Linked DNA regions of Mus musculus: region 1 is linked to region 2. The links are chromatin loops, found by intact Hi-C in ENCODE. Cell type or tissue: left cerebral cortex. All regions are shown on one strand.

Evidence for each region. A loop is a pair of places that touch in the nucleus more often than their neighbours do. Peaks named below come from ENCODE experiments on the same cell type or tissue, not always from the same donor. Only the 100,000 strongest peaks of a DNase experiment are listed, where the experiment ranks them.
Region 1: a loop joins it to region 2, with 2.1 times the contacts of the local background. A loop is called at or near these places in 11 of 42 quality-filtered maps.

The regions. Positions count from the first base shown.
Region 1 is chr2:178,866,398-178,874,397 of GRCm38, forward strand. No RefSeq gene overlaps it. Among named protein-coding and RNA genes, the nearest start is that of Gm35888, 20 kb to the left of the region's middle. In left cerebral cortex, no CTCF peak of the experiment used is centred here; a DNase peak (open chromatin) is centred at 4,364.
Region 2 is chr2:178,757,566-178,765,565 of GRCm38, forward strand. No RefSeq gene overlaps it. Among named protein-coding and RNA genes, the nearest start is that of Gm35815, 81 kb to the left of the region's middle. In left cerebral cortex, a CTCF peak has its summit at 991 (motif pointing right); DNase peaks (open chromatin) are centred at 994 and 4,486.

The sequences.
Region 1 (8,000 bases), 110 kb after region 2:
ACCCCCCACAGGCTCATTCATGCCTTCGAGCACTCTGACCCTGCTGGTAGCACCTGCTTGGGAGGCCAAGGTTTTGTTGAAGGAAGCCATTTTTTGGGGGTAGGCTTTGACTGTTTAACAGCCTAGTCCCATCTTAAGTTCTCCCATGTTCCCTTATCTTCTTTCTTTCTCTCTCTCTTCCTCCTTCTCCCTATCTGCCCAAGTCCCCACCCCTGCTTCCTCTGCTTCCATTCCTGTGTGTGACTGAAATTCAATCAGCCAGCTTCTCGACTTCCTGGCCAGCCTTGTGCCCCTGCCCCGTCCCTACCCAGTGCTTGATCCACCATGAAGGCTCTCTAGAATGAGTGCCCAACACACCCCTTCTTTCCTGTGTTGCTATTTGCCAGGGTGTTTTATCCCAGCAGGAGAAAATCATCTAGCACACCACCATTCTGGACTGCATTAAATAAGCACAGCCTTTATATTCACCACGCTTATTTCTCTGACTCCCACAGCAGCCAGTTTCCCCGGTCATCATCACGTGTCCCCTGCACACACTGTCCAACCAGCCCCTGTCCCCTTGGGGTGATTTTCTTCATCCCGCCTTCCTGGAGTTCCCTTTTCAGCCTGCTTTACTTTCTTCTTTTCAGCTATACAGCATAATTAACCAAATCAGGGTCATGCTAGCTCTGGGGGCACATGTGACAATGTCTGAAGTATAGTTTGTCTGGATTGTTACATCTAGGAGTGGGGAAGGCAGGTAAGATGAGGGAGGAAGACATGGATGGGGCTGAACATCCTTTAGGGGGTGGCGTGGTCCAACAATGCAGTGGAAATCTGCTCTTGATGTTGGGTGTCCCTGACTCCTAGCCTGACTCCTCCTTGCTGACTTGGCCAGTCTCTCCTGGCTTCAGCACCAGCCATAGGAACAGCTCCCAAGACTGTCTCTTTCCCTGTGTCTGCTCAGATCCTTGAAGTTCTACATCCAACTCCATTTTTTACATTTCCCTCTGTCTGTGAACTTCGGAGTGCAGACTTGCAGTCCCCAAAGGCAGTTCCGAAACCTTGACCCTAAAACCTTTCCTTCTACTTTATTTTCCCAAATGGCATCCAGCATAGGAGCCATAAGGCATGTAAGGCCACTGTGGGCTCTTGAAATGTGAACCGAGCTATTCTGAACTGAGAAGTAGTGCTTAGTATAAAATGCCCGTGGGATGCTAAAAACAGAACAAAAATAAAGAATGCAAAAATATCTCATTAATGCTCTTTAAAATGTTTTTTAAAATAATATTTATATGTTTCTCTCTGTGTGTTCTAAATACATGCAGATGCCTGCAGAGGCCAGAATAAGAAATCAGAACCCTTAAAACTGGGGTTATAAGTGGTTATGAGGAGCCCAACTAGGTGCTGGGAGCCAAATTCAAGTCCCTTAATTATGAAGCCATCTCTCCAGGGTATTTTTCTATATTTTAAAGTGTGTGTGTGTGTGTGTGTGTGTGTGTGTGTGTGTGTGTGCATGAGTGCACATGTGAGTATCTGTGTGTGCATGATGTGTGCATGTGTATGTATGTGTCAGGGGGACATCGGATCTCCCAGATCTGGAGTTACAGTTAGTTATGAGCTGCCTAATGTAGGTGCTGGTCCCTGAATTCATGGCCTCTGTGAGAGCAATAAGCCCTTGTCACTGTAGAGTGGTCTCTCCAGCCTCTCAGTAATTTTATACCAACTGCATGCTTGAATGGTAATATTTGGGATGTGATGGATTGAATAAAGTGCTTAACTACAGAGTTGGATTCTGAAGAGAGGGCAAAGAGACACCAAGCATCTCTCTTCACACCCAGAGAACCCTGTACCTGCAAAATCCGTCTATTTTGAAACTCTAGAATCTACCAAAGGCATAGGATTCTCAGGAGAAGCCTTAAGTGTTAAGTTGCAGTGGATAAGAGCAAGCATTCAGTCCATAGAGACCATCTGTCCCCAGCTCCTAGAGGCTCAGGTTAGGCTGGTAGATGTCATACCCAGTATCTTTCCTGGCTAGAATGGGGCGAGGTTAAAATTAGATTACAGAAGTAAAATTGAGAAGTCCACCAACATGTAACGATTAAGCAACATGCTGTTCAACGGTCACTGAACCAAAGAACTTGGGAGAGGATTGGGAATCTTCTTAGAGAAGAAGAAAATTGAAAACAGCAGAGCCACCATACAAGGCCAGGGCCGAGGTGTGACAAGACCTGATAGCTGCGGCTGAGCGTCCTTACTGAAGGGTTCACGATGTAGCTTCACAGTTTAAAGAACTAGAAAATGAAGGACAAACAGTCCAAACTGAGTGGAGGGAGGGTGGCGATTGCAGTTACAGTGGGGACAGGCTTTAGACAGTAACTAGCAGTGTGCTTGAGTTCTCAGTGCAATCAAAATAAGAAAATAAATCAATAAAATCAAAAGTCAGTTCTTTAAAAAGACTGATAAAGTTTTTAAAAAAATCAGTGCTTTAGATTTTTTTAAAAGGACCCAAAAATCACAATTAAATCATAAAAGAAAATAATGAAATTAAGATCAAGTTTCATAAATAAAAAAATACAAGAAAATGCAATTATCTTTCCTTTACAAGTTGATTGCCTGGATGGAATGGACATATTTTTAGAAATGGAAAACTTAACTCATGAAAAATCAAACATCCGAACAGACTGCGCATGAGTTTGGAGAGTGACTAGGTATCCTAGTTTGCATCTCTATGGCTGTGGTAAAACACAGATCAAGACCAACATGGGAGGAGAGGGCTCATTTGGCTTCTACCCCCAGGTCACCAGGTCACCGCCCATCACTGAGAGAAGTGGGGATAAGAACTCAACAGGAACTGAAGCAGAAACAGGGAAGGAACTCTGCTAACTGGCTTGTTTCCTCTGGCCTGACCATCTGCCGTTCTCATACAGCTTGAGGCCACCTGCCTAGGGCTGGCTTTATGCAGTGGGCAGGCTCCATGCGGTGGGCAAACTCCATGCAGTGGGCAGGCTCCATGCACTGGGCTGTCTTCATGCAGTGGAAAGGCTTTATGCAGTGGGCAAGCTCCATGCAGTGGGCTGGCTCCATGCACTGGGCTGTCTCCATGCAGTGGTTAGGCTTCATGCAGTAGACTGTCTCCATGCAGTGGGCTGGTTCCATGCAATGTGCAAACTCCATGCAGTAGGCAGGCTCCATGCAGTGGTCTGGCTCCATGCAATGGGCAAACTTCATGCAGTAGGCAGGCTCCATGCAGTGGTCTGGCTCCATGCAATGGGCAAACTACATGCAGTGGGCAGGCTCCATGTGGTAAGCAGGCTCCATGCCTTGGGCTGTCTGCATGCAGTGGGAAGGCTTCATGCAGTGGGCAAGCTCCATTCAGTGGACTGGCTCCATACAGTGGGCTGCTTCCATGTAGTGGGCTAGCTCCATGCAGTGGGCTGGCTCCATGCAGTGGTTAGGCTTCACGAAGTGGGCTAGACTCTTTCACATCAGTCATCAGTCAAGATAGTCTCGATCAGACACAGATTAACTTGATCAAGAAAATCATTCAACTGAGGTTCTGTTTTCCCTGGCGAATCTAGACTGTGTCAAGTTGACTATTAAAGAACATCCCTTCTCTAACCAACAAACATCTGACACAAACCCATTTTCCTACGTTCATTTCTTGCTATAATGAAGCACCCTTTCAAAAGGGTACTGAGAGGAGAAAGGCTCATTTTCTTATAATTCCACTACAGCCCATCATTTGGGGAAGTCGGGACAGGACTCTTGGCAGTAGCTAGACACATGACCTTCAGTGAAGAACAAAGAGGAACAAGGACCTTCATGCTGCTGCTCTTGGCTTATGCTCGGCCATCTTCATTCACTCTTATCCAGGTCAATGGCTGAAACATGATAGTGTTCTGCCCAGATAAAGAGTGGGTCCCCCATATTTAAGCGGTGGTTCTCCCATTTCATCCAGTAATCAAGGCAGTTCCTCTACAGACATGCTCACAGGCCAAAATGATCCAGGAAACCAAGAGACACACCCGCCGGTATGACAGAGCGTCGGTATGGCTGATGGAAAATTTCTTATTAGATGTTCAAGTCCTTTTGTTGTATCTTGGGTGGAGCTGTATCCATTCTAGAAGAAAAAGCATCAAATGCTGTGATCCTGATAAGCAATGCTGATGGTGCACCCTACAGGTGTGGAAAATGCTAAGCTTAGGGATATGGGATATATGGTGGTATCTAGAGGTGGGAAGGGAGAGAGAGGGGCTGGTGTAGGTTAACCTAGGTTCTGGACGTGGGTAGAGAGAGAGTTGAGTCATTTGTGTTATGAGGACATACCGGCGGGCGTGTCTCCTGGAGCAGACGGACTCTGCTTGTGTGATGCAGACAGTCTGAGCATGGATTGGTGCCAATGATGTGAGCCCAGGTTGGGGTGGGTGATGTAAGAGTGGGTGGAGCACATGGTGTGAATTCCCTCTTTGGGAAAGGTCAGTTTCTTCTACACTCTCATCCTAACTGGCACATTGTAGGCACTTGAGACTATTGCCTTGTTCAGTTGTTGCCAAACTCTAGGGAGTTCAACAAACCCAGGGCTTTGTAGAGTAGGGTCTGCCATCTCTCCCTGGTCTGCCATCTCTCCCTGGTCTGCCATCTCACCCTGGTCTGCCATCTCACCATGGTCTGTCATCTCACCCTGGACCCCATAGAGGCCTTTGTGCGTGTCCTTGGCTCACATCTTCCTAGCTCAATTTTGGTTACTCTCCCTCCATTCTAGCTTTTCTTGCTGCCTTTGCCTCAGTCTCTCTATCTGTTCCAGTTTGTTCCAAGCTCCTACCCTGCTCTATCCAGCCAAGTTCCCATGTAGCCAACCAGCTTCATCCTTTTCTATTGCTCTTTTCTGCTCCAGGAACATTCTTACTTTACTATCCTTGAGCCTTGTACTAAAACCCCTGATCCACCCTTCTCCCATCCCCTGCAGGGTTTGCAGGATCTGACTTCTGTGGTCTTATGAATCCACTTGGCATCCTTGACTTCTGTGCCATGTTGGACTTAGGCAGTGGGTGGGCAGGACAGCTGGTTGAATGGGAGAAAAGAAAGGATAAATTATTAAGTTGTCAGTTCTGTCTAGAGCACTGCATGCCTCTCTCCCTTTCTCAAAACCCAAATGCCTGTGGGCAGACATACCCTATCAGTGGCTCTGAGTTACAAAGTGTGCTTCCTCTGTTTATACGTCAAAAGAATACACATATGTACACATGTACTTTATTCATATGTGTGTTAATTCTTCATTATCTGCGTGGAGTTGTGCATGCTGTGATGTTCTTGTGGAGGTCAGACAACTTGGGAGAGTTGATCCTCTCCTACTTCCACCATGTGTGTCTGAAAGGGTAAGATTCCGGGGGCCAAATTTGAAGAGCCTTAACCCACTAAACCATCATGCTCTCCCCATTTATTGTATGATAATGGTTGACAGATATGTAGCCATCTGGGCCTTAACATCCAGAGTCATCCCTTAACTTTCTGCTGCCTTATTTCTCCTGGATTGACATGAACAGTGTCAGCTCATTCTAAAGAGAATAATACTAAGCATATTCCCAAATTCCACTCACAGACACCTCCCTCCTCTGGTGTGCTCCAGCGTTGGCAGCCAGGGATTGACAAGATGTGCTAGATAAAATAATCCCAGGTGAGGGTCCTGCTGTGACCCCAGAAATCACTGTACATTGAGGCTTTACTAAATAACCCAGAGCACTGCTGCCTCCTGTTGGCTCCTCTCCTGCCAGTCTCCCTCCTGTCTTCCTCTGACCTTCCTGGACATAGAGGTTGACTTCCCAGTGATTCTTCACCTTATCTGTTCCACAGCACAAAATCTTAGGTATCCATCCCCACTCTTTGCCTCCCAAAGTTACAAAGCTTGTGACCATAGCAGTTGCCACCCGGTTCCTTCTGTATAATTGCCAGTTGGATGTGCTGACTTCTGTAATGCAGCTCAGAGGTGTAGAATAGGAAAACTGATGTTTCTAAAGAAAAGAGAGGAGATAGCTCCTCCACAAGTACAGTGCCTGTGGCACATGATGACCTGAGTTTGATTCCAGTGCCAGTCTGGTAGTTGTGTCTATGCCCCCACAGGGCTTCCAGGCAAAGACAGGCAGCTCTTCACTGGTTGGAGGCTCAGGGAGAGACCCTGTATCAGAAATTAAAGAGAAGTGACAGAGAAGACATGGGAAGGGGCTCGAAAGTGCCACCCTCAGAAAATAATGAAACTCTAATAGATGGCTTTCAGATGGCAATGGAAGCCACACTAAAGGAATGCTCAGAATCAGGTACAGGAGATGATGTGGCCTCGGGATGACCCTAAGCATTGCGTCTCCATCTCTCCTTCCACACGTTGGTTTATTGGCAACATCTAAGAGCAGCCATCCAAGCAGAAGGTCCTGACAGAAGTTGGTAGGACAGAGGAAGTGCATTTGTGAGTGTAAGGGTATATTAGAGGGCATGTAGCTGAAAATGTGTACATGTATGATATATGTGTGTGTGTGTGTATGAATAGACAGTAATGTATATTATATATTGTATATTATTTACTATATCATATATATATATATGTATATACAAATGTAAAAATATGTTATATGCCTGCAACCTAAATTAAAACCATTTCCTTCCCAGAGGAATGAGTAGGTTGGTGCCTCCCTACTCAGATCCATGTCAGGAGCATGCACAGGAATCTCTTATGAGCAGTAGCCAGCTCTTTTTTTTTTGAAATTTGGTAATTTTTTATTCTGTTTTATGTGAAAGTTAAAAGCTAACACGCGAAACTTGTGGATCTTAGGCAGCTTCTAGCTCGGTCTCAGATACTCATTGTGGAAGACAGTGACTTTTGATATCAGGCCAATGGGTTGGCACCCAGCACCCAGATGTTCATGGCTAAGTGGGTTCTGGGACTCTGCCCCCACTGTGTTTTCAGAAAAAGAGTAGATTTCAACTCACAAAAGAACAGAGAGATGTCATTTAGAAAAGAGAGTGACTAACTCCCACACTCCTTCTTGTCATGCCCTCTGAAGATGGCTCCATCTGCCTTTTCTACATACCACAAAACTCCTCTTTAGACAAAGGACTGGGCATCAAAGAAGAGAATTACTCAGACTTAATATGATCACCAAGAAACCCTATAGTGTCACGGGCCGTCTCTGACAAGGTAAATTCTCTAAGATCCTAGGGGACCAGTCTAACATTTATCTCACTTAACTTAGGGTCAAGCAGGAAATGCCAGACATGAGAAGTGCTCTGGAGAAAGGCTGGAGAGTGTGGGAGAGTCTGCAGGAGCTGTGAGAGAGTCTGAGGGGCAAGCATGGGGCTACAAGGTCAAGGGTCTTCCCCAGGCTGGAGAGAGGATGGAGCCCCTATGCACACACAGCTCTTAGCTCTATGAAGGCTCAAAGAAGCCCTTGGGTGGAGAGATAGGTGCCAGGCTGAGTGAAGAGGCAGAGCCACACTCTTGTTGGATTCTGCACTTGTGTTCTCCAGTTAAGTCTCCCTCTGGATCCTGAGCAGAAGGCAGGTATTTCATGGGCAGAAGACAGAGGTCCCATGGGCAGAAGGCAGGGATCCCATGAACAGAAATCATAGCTTTGACTTTTGGTACTTTGGGCTAGGAGAAGGCCAAAGGTCCAGGATAGCCAAGGGGACAAGCTTAAGTTTACTTTACATCAATATGATCATTCCAAGTGACTGCCAACTTCCTTCTGATGTGAGTCCTGGGTCTTCACCATGCTTGGCCCATAGCCTGCCAGTCTTCTGAATTCTGTCTCCCCACCGACTCTCTCCATCCACACCCCAGCTGGCTGTCATCCATTCTTTGTGCTCACCGCTTCCAGCTATGTCACCATCCCTCTTTCCTCCAGCCTCTGGTGACTCGGAGATCTTTCTTTATAGGTCACTTTCTTTGGAGTGACTCTTACCAACCTGATGGACTCTTCCACACACCAATTTTCCCATTTGGCTACAATGTTGCAAGTCATCTGTCTCCT
Region 2 (8,000 bases):
GCAGCACCCCTCCATGGCCTCTGCTCCACTCCCTGCCTCCAGGTTCCTGCCCTGAGTTCCCTCAGCGATGGACTGTAATAGTGATGAGTAAGTCACATAGGCCTTTTAGTGATGCTGCTCTGTCACAGAAATAGACATCCTGAGACCATTGGCAACCATGGCAAGAGAGGAGAAGACGAGTTTGAAAGGAGATGGACATGAAGGGGTCCTGTCAGGACCTAGAGGATGCTCTCTAGTCAGGAGGGATGCAGAGAGACGACAATGTCCAGACAAGGAGCCCGGGAACAGAAGTGAAGGAAGGGAACAGAATGAAGGAGGTGTGGTGTTCTGCTTCGGAAGATCAAAATCAGGATTTTAGACTCTGAATAACTGCTGTTTAACAGTCCACAAATGACTGTAAAATGCACGCACACACACACACACACACACACACACACACACACACACATACACACACGAGAGAGAGAGAGAGAGAGAGAGAGAGAGAGAGAGAATTCCAGACTTTGGAAAACCATCTCTAATCTAAAAGCAAGACTCACAAGAACAGTCATTCATTTATTTGTTCTTCCTCCATCAGCAGCCATGGGTAGACTGCAGCTTGTCACATTTGGGATGGGGCTTGGTGACATTTTCCTCCATCCATGTTGAGATGCAGCTGATATGACTTCACAGGTCCTGTGCAGGCAGGTGTTGTGCTGTTGAAAGTTAGCTACAGTGAGCACGTGTATAGAATCCTCAAATTAAAAAAGTATGTAAGTATAAATATAACTATGACAAAATATATAAATATTATAAAGCATAAATATTTATATAAAATGTGATATAAGTGGCCATAGTAAGTTTGTTAGGAAGTAGCAGTCACGAATGGAGGGTTTGTTTTCAGAATAATATCAGAATTATGGTAAGACCAGAGAGATGTGTTAGCTTTTCACTCTGTCCCAGGCTGAGAAACTTACACTAACCGGTGTAGTGTGGGCAGATGGCCACTAGAGGGAGCAGGTTGGAGCTAGTGCCCCTCCAAGCCTCCTCAAAGAACAACTTCCCATCATGGTGTGGCTCCCTGGAAAACCCCACTTGTAGGCTGTGTAAGACTTGTGGCACAGCTCACCCAGCAGGAAAAACTGCACTCTGAGTGTTAGTTTCACACAATTACTAGTGGATCTTTCAACATCATAGTCCTTTAAGGTGGTACATAACTTCAAAAAAAGATCTAGACAAATGCTTTGCTGAAAGAGACATGCAGGTGACAGACAAGCCTGCAGAGAACCACAACATGACACAGATGTGGAGCTAAAGAGCTAGTTCAAGGCCAACCTGGGCAACTTACTGAGACCTTCTCAAACTAAAAAGCTGAAAGAGAGCCAGGCTGTAGCTCAGGGTTAGTGAGTGCCTGCATGACTGGGGGCTCTTGGTTCCATCCCCAGGACTAGGGAGAAGGGGAAAGAAACTCGAGATGACAACAGCTGTGAGGAGACGCTACCCACCGACTAGACTGGCTGAAATCCAAAATAATGACGATAGCAGATGTCAGTAAGGACATGGGCTGACAGGATCTGTCATCTATTTCTGACAGAAATAAAAACCTTGGGCACTACCATCTTAGTTAGGGGGTCTGTGGCTTGGATAAAATACCTGACCAAGGCAACTTATAAAAGAAGTGTTTAAGGGCTTATGATTTTAGATGGTTAGAGTTCACGAAGGTGGAATGAAGGTCTGGTGGTAGAAACAATGGAGACCTCACATCTAGATCCACAGCAGGAGGCATAGATGGCACACTGGGAACTCAGAAACTCTGTGGAAACCACAAAGTCAGCCTCAAGTGATACACCTCGTCCAACAAGGTCACACCTCCTAATCCTTCCGAAATAGTTCTGCCACCTCGGAACCAAGTATGGTGGTTTGAATAGGAATGGACACCACAGGCTCATCTGTTTGACTGCTTGGTCCTCAGCTTCATAAGGGTACCACAAGGGTTGGCGAGTATAAGACCAGCTTGAGAGAGCATCTCATGGAATTGTATCTGGTCCCCTGAGTGGCTAAAAGAATCTCAAAAGGAACTAAATAAGAGTACTCCCATGTTCTGAATTCAAATGTCACTACAGTGAAACAGGAATCACAATTCCTGTGGCATTTGACAGATTTGTTGTTACATGGGAAGGGCTATGTGCAGAGAGCAGCTGTGATCAGCTGAGCCTCAGCAACAATGAAAATGCCACTCAGGACCCTAGAGAGAGTCTTGCTGGTCCATGATGGTGGCACTCAGGGTCCTAGAGAGAGGTCTTGTTGGTCCATGATGTTGGCACTCAGGACCCTAGAAAGAGTCTTGTTGATCCATGATGCAGATATTCAGGACCCTAGAGAGAGGTCTTGTTGGTCCATGATGCTGGCACAACTGGATAGCCCAAAGCTGAAGGGTGGAGCACATCTTCTCACTACACAAAAACGGAACTCATACTGGACCACAACCATACTGTAGAAATCAAATAAAATACAGAGGAAAAAATTTCATAGCCTTGGATGCAGCAAAGGATACTTGGTCATGACAGCAGCAGTACAAACTATTTTTAAAATGGCTATTGTTTCAACAAAGTTTAATCTTTGGGACTTTGAAAGAAAAAATGGAAAGAAAGAAAGAGAAAGAGAGAGAGAGAGAAAGGAAGGAAGAAGAGAAGAGAAGAGAAGAGAAGAGAAGAGAAGAGAAGAGAAGAGAAAAGAGCAAGCAAAATGGGAGAAAATATTTGCAAAGAATATATCAGATAAAGGATTTAAATCCAGAGTGAACACACATGCCTAAGAGCCAACCCAGTTTAAAAATAAGCACCACATCTAAATGCAAAGGGGATAGAGAAATATCCACTAAGGGTCTGTAGGGCCATTGACATCATTGGCAATCAAGGAAGTGCTAATTGAAACACAATGAGATCCTACTTCACCTCCTCTGGTGTGACTACAATCAGAAATCGTGGCTCTAGCAAGTGTTGCCCACAGTCTGAAGATTTGGGAACCACCATGAGTTGCAGGTACACAGATGCAGCTACTTACAAACAGCCCGCAGTGTGTGTGTGTGTGTGTGTGTGTGTGTGTGTGTGTGTGTGTGTGACAATCAGGGAGACACACAGCAATTCCATTCTAGCTGTCTTCCAACAGAGGTGAAAACACATCACAAAAACCCATGGGACTTAGCACAGTGTTATTCATGAGAGGGGAGGGGTGGAAAACACCCAAGTGTCTGTCACTAGACACGTGGATAAAGACAACATGATGTCTCCATACTGTAGGATGTTTTCAGAACCAAGAAAGTTTAGCATATTGACTCACTCTTACACATGGACGGAGCTTGGAAACATGCAGAGCTGAAGAAGCCGATCACAAGAGACCTCATTCTGTAGACTCTAAAGGAGTCGCGACCAAAGAAGTGGTTCTTGGCACTGGTTTGGGAGCAAAAGCAAAGGCTCTGGGATTTCTTCTTGGGGGATTAAAAAGTTCCAATAATTTACTGTGACAATGGCTACACATATCTGTGAATGCACTAAATATCTGATGTTTGCTTCCAGTGAATTTTGCCACATTGAGTGAATTATAGCAGGGTAAGAACAATGGGCACAAATGGGATTAACATGGAGCTGAATAGTTGCAATCATCTGTAGCAGACAACGGGTTTGAACCAGGAGATTGAAGTTTTTTACTTGAAAGAAAAGCTCAGGGTTGGTCAGCTCCACTGACAGCTTTACCAGGGCATTGGCGATGCAAAGATACTAAGGACAGTGAAGGGAGAGTTGTAGTAACCTAATGCTTTACAAAGAAAATATACACCAATGGCTTCAATGACCATCCAACGTAAAGCTGACACACTGGATTCAGAGGCTCATTGGCAGTAACATGGATGCTGAAAGTCAATGTATCCCAGAAAGCAAGATTTTTTTTTTTCAGCAAGATAAGTAGACACAGCAGGGAGCATGGGATTGTCTCTGTGTGTAACTCACCCTGCCATTGTAGTGATGGAGACAGGAGCTGATGGGACTTTGGGTGCCTAGGAGGAGGCAGTTACAGCAAGGGTAGAGGAACACCAGACTGGGAGTGGGAGGCCAGAGTAGACTGGGCATTATATGCATGAATGGAACCTTGTTCGGCCTGAGGCTATGAGGGCCTTACCTCCTTAGAAGGGAGGACGGACAGAGTAGAGGGCAGGGAGGTGTGGAGGTGAACGGTAGGTAGAGCCCATTGGTAGGGGACATCTCTCTCCTCTGATGCTGAAGCTGCAAGTACCACCCTTGGATTTGTTATTCCATCTTCTCCACAACCCTTCTCAGAGCTGGACCTAGGCTGTGGGTCATTCTTGCTGTTATTTAAGATCTGATGCAAATGGGATTTCCTTGGACAGCAGGACCTCTGTCTCTCTATTGCTTGCTTCCAACTGTGCTGTTTTGTCTTCAGAGCATCTGAGTCATTTCATCTGTACCTTATCATAGCCACATGGCTATTTAAGTCTTTCCTTCCCTTCATGATACAAAAGCACAGACTCACCCCAGCAAAGGGATAAAGCTGGAAACTACATCAGATCAGCAAGCAGAAACCCAACCTTCAGGGAGCTTACACTAGCAGGAATTGCTCCTAGCCACCAAAAAGATCCAGCCATCCATTCAGACTGTGGAAAGTAATATATAGAAGAAAAAGCAGGTGACAATGGCTGAGAGCAGGCCAGCCCCACAGCAATGAGGGGAACGGAGCCTTCAGAAGAGACAGCAGCGGGAGAGAAAGAAGAGAAAGGCACTGAGGTGAAAGTCACTGGTGTCTGGAGTCAGAGAGAGATGGAGGGAGTGAGAAAAGGGGAGAGGGTAGGAAGAGCTGGAGCAAGTTCACAGTGCGATGCATTTTATCGTAATGACCTCTTGCGGGTCTTAAGCAGGAGAGAAAGGGGTGCTGTGCAGCCATGGTGCTGTTTATGATCTCGGAGCATATGAGGACAGGTGCTACAGCTCACCCTGCTAGGAGACCCTGTCCTGGGTGGCACAGAGCCTGCTGGTGTGAGTATTAACGGATGTCTCTGTTGTCAGCTTGTTGCTGATGGACTCTGATGGGCACCTGGGGCTCCTGACACATGGGCTGTACCTTTGCATTGGCTTAACTTGACGAGCTTTGAACTTCACTGCTTTTCCCCTTTATGTCTTCTGCCAAGTTCTTTTCCCTTAGGAATTTTGCAACATTCCACCTGGGAGGAGAATTGCATGCTTGGATGAATTAAAATAAACTTCCGTAAGGAATGAAGAGGTATATTTGACGTGGATTTCTTTCATTTTACATTTCTTTCACGGATTGTTTTACAGTTATTTGTGTATTTAGTGCACATGCACCTGTGTGTGTGTGTGTGTACATGTGTCTGTGTCTTTGTCTGTGTCTCTGTATCAATGTGTGTGTCTGTGTGTCTATGTCTGTGTGTGTATCCATATGTATGTCTGTGTGTATGAGCACGTGTGTGGCTGTGCACGTGTGTGTGTGTGTGTGTGTGTGTGTTTGTACACATGTGTCTGTGTCTTTGTCTGTGTCTCTGTATCGATGTGTGTGTCTGTGTGTCTATGTCTGTGTGTCTATGTCTGTGTGTGTATCCATATGTATGTCTGTGTGTATGAGCACGTGTGTGTCTGTGCACGTGTGTGTGTGTGTGTTTGTACACATGTGTCTGTGTCTTTGTCTGTGTCTCTGTATCAATGTGTGTGTCTGTGTGTCTATGTCTGTGTGTGTATCCATATGTATGTCTGTGTGTATGAGCACGTGTGTGGCTGTGCACGTGTGTGTGTGTGTGTGTTTGTACACATGTGTCTGTGTCTTTGTCTGTGTCTCTGTATCGATGTGTGTATCTGTGTGTCTATGTCTGTGTGTGTCTGTGTGTGTATCCATATGTATGTCTGTGTGTATGAGCACGTGTGTGTCTGTGCACGTGTGTGTGTGTGTGTGTGTGTTTGTACACATGTGTCTGTGTCTTTGTCTGTGTCTCTGTATCAATGTGTATGTCTGTGTGTCTATGTCTGTGTGTGTATCCATATGTATGTCTGTGTGTATGAGCACGTGTGTGTCTGTGCACGTGTGTGTGTGTGTGTGTACATGTCATGCCATGCATATGAGGACAGTGTAGCGAGCCCGTTTCCTCCTATCACCACGTGGGTCCTGAGCAACAGACTGAGGTTCTCAGGCTTGGCGGCAAGTGTCCTAATCTGCTAAACCATCTTGCTGGCCTCTATTTTTTAAAGTTTTGTTTTTCTTTTTAGTTTTGCTCATGTATGCATTTGTATGAATGTATGCCACAGGTGTGTAAGTATTTCCAGAGGCCAGAATGGGGCATCGTATCCCCTGGAGCCAGACTTACTGGTGGCTAGACAAAGGTGCTGGGAACTGAACCCAGGTCCTTTGCAAGAGCAGAATATGCCAATAGCCACTGAGCCACCTCTTCAGCCCCTCCCAGGACTATTTTACTGAATTCTTTCTATTTTAAAATTATTTTTAAATTAAAATATAATTACGTCATTTCATACTTCCCTTTCCTTCCTCCAATCCCTCCGATTCCCACACCCTGCCTCTCAGACTGATAGCTTCTTTTACTGACGTTTACTGGTGCATTTCTTGCAGTGTTTAAAAGTAGAACTGGTGTGCGCCCCTGCTCCTGTGGAGACAGAACACACAGGGGTGTGTAAAGACTCAGCCCCAGTTTGTTCCCCTGTTCCAATTTTTAGCAAAGCTAAGTGTGTCTTGCTGGCAGGGAAGGGTCCTCCCAACTCTTGTCACTTCTAACTCTCTAAGTGACTGCATTAATCTTGGCTGAGCGGGTTTCTGTGTCTGTTAAATAATGCAACCATTTTATTAATTCCCAACCCATCGGTGCAGGGGAGACCATCATTTGAAGGGCCACATCGTCGACTCTTTAATGAGCAAAAAAGCCCCTACATGTCTCCAGGCGATCCTTGGATAGGCAGCGCCTTAGACATCTGGACCTCCATGAGACACCAACCATGGATAACTCCTCCCGTAGGAGCACGCTGCTCTTCGATTGTGTACTTTAGAGGGGGAAGACTCTCACGGAGTGCACAGAGCAGTGCTGAGTCTTTAATGGATTATTCCAAGGAGTCCATTAAGCCTGGCCCAATGGAGGTGTTAAACTTAGCAGTGTGGGCATGATAATAAAAGAAGCAAAATTTCTGAGATTGAGTGTCTTCATTAGGGTTTCTATCTCTCTGGTGAAATACCATGTCAGAAAGTAACTTGGGAAGGAAAGGGTTTATTTTGCCTATGTGGCCTCGTCACAGTGTATCATGAAGGAAGTCTGGTCTGGAGGCAGGAACCAAAGCAGAGGCTATGGAAGGGGTGTTGCTTACTGGCTTGCTCAGTTGCTTTCTTGTAGAACCCAGGACTACCTGACTATGGGCAGCAATGCCCACTGTGGGCTGGAGCATCTCACATCAATCATTAGTCAAGAAAATGCCCCCCAACCAACCCCACAGCCAATTTAACAGAGGCAGTTTCTGATTCCAGAGACTCTAGCTTGTGTTGAGTTGACAGCAACAACCAGCTGACACAAGACAGGCTGTGCCCACCACACTGACTGATAATTAAGAACGTGTCCCATGGGCTTGCCCGAAAGCCAACCTGGTGTGCACATTTTCTCAGTTTATGTTTCTGCTTCCCACATGGCTCTAGCTTGTGTCAGTTCAGAAAAACAAAAACAAAAAAGAACAAAAACCTAGTCAGCACAAGTAACCCCTTGTCAACTTGATGCACACACACACCAGTGTTTAACAGAAAACTTTCTTTTCTTCTTCCACTCCAAGGTCTCACATCAATATCAGAGTCACAGGATAGAGCATTCCTACTTTTAAAAGTCTTTAAAAATCCAAATACCTAAGAGTCCAAAGTCTCTTTAAAATATTTAAAATCTCTCTAAATATCCACAGTCTCTTTAAATGTTTAAAGACTCTTAACTGGGAGTACCTATAAAATAAAAAAATAAGTTA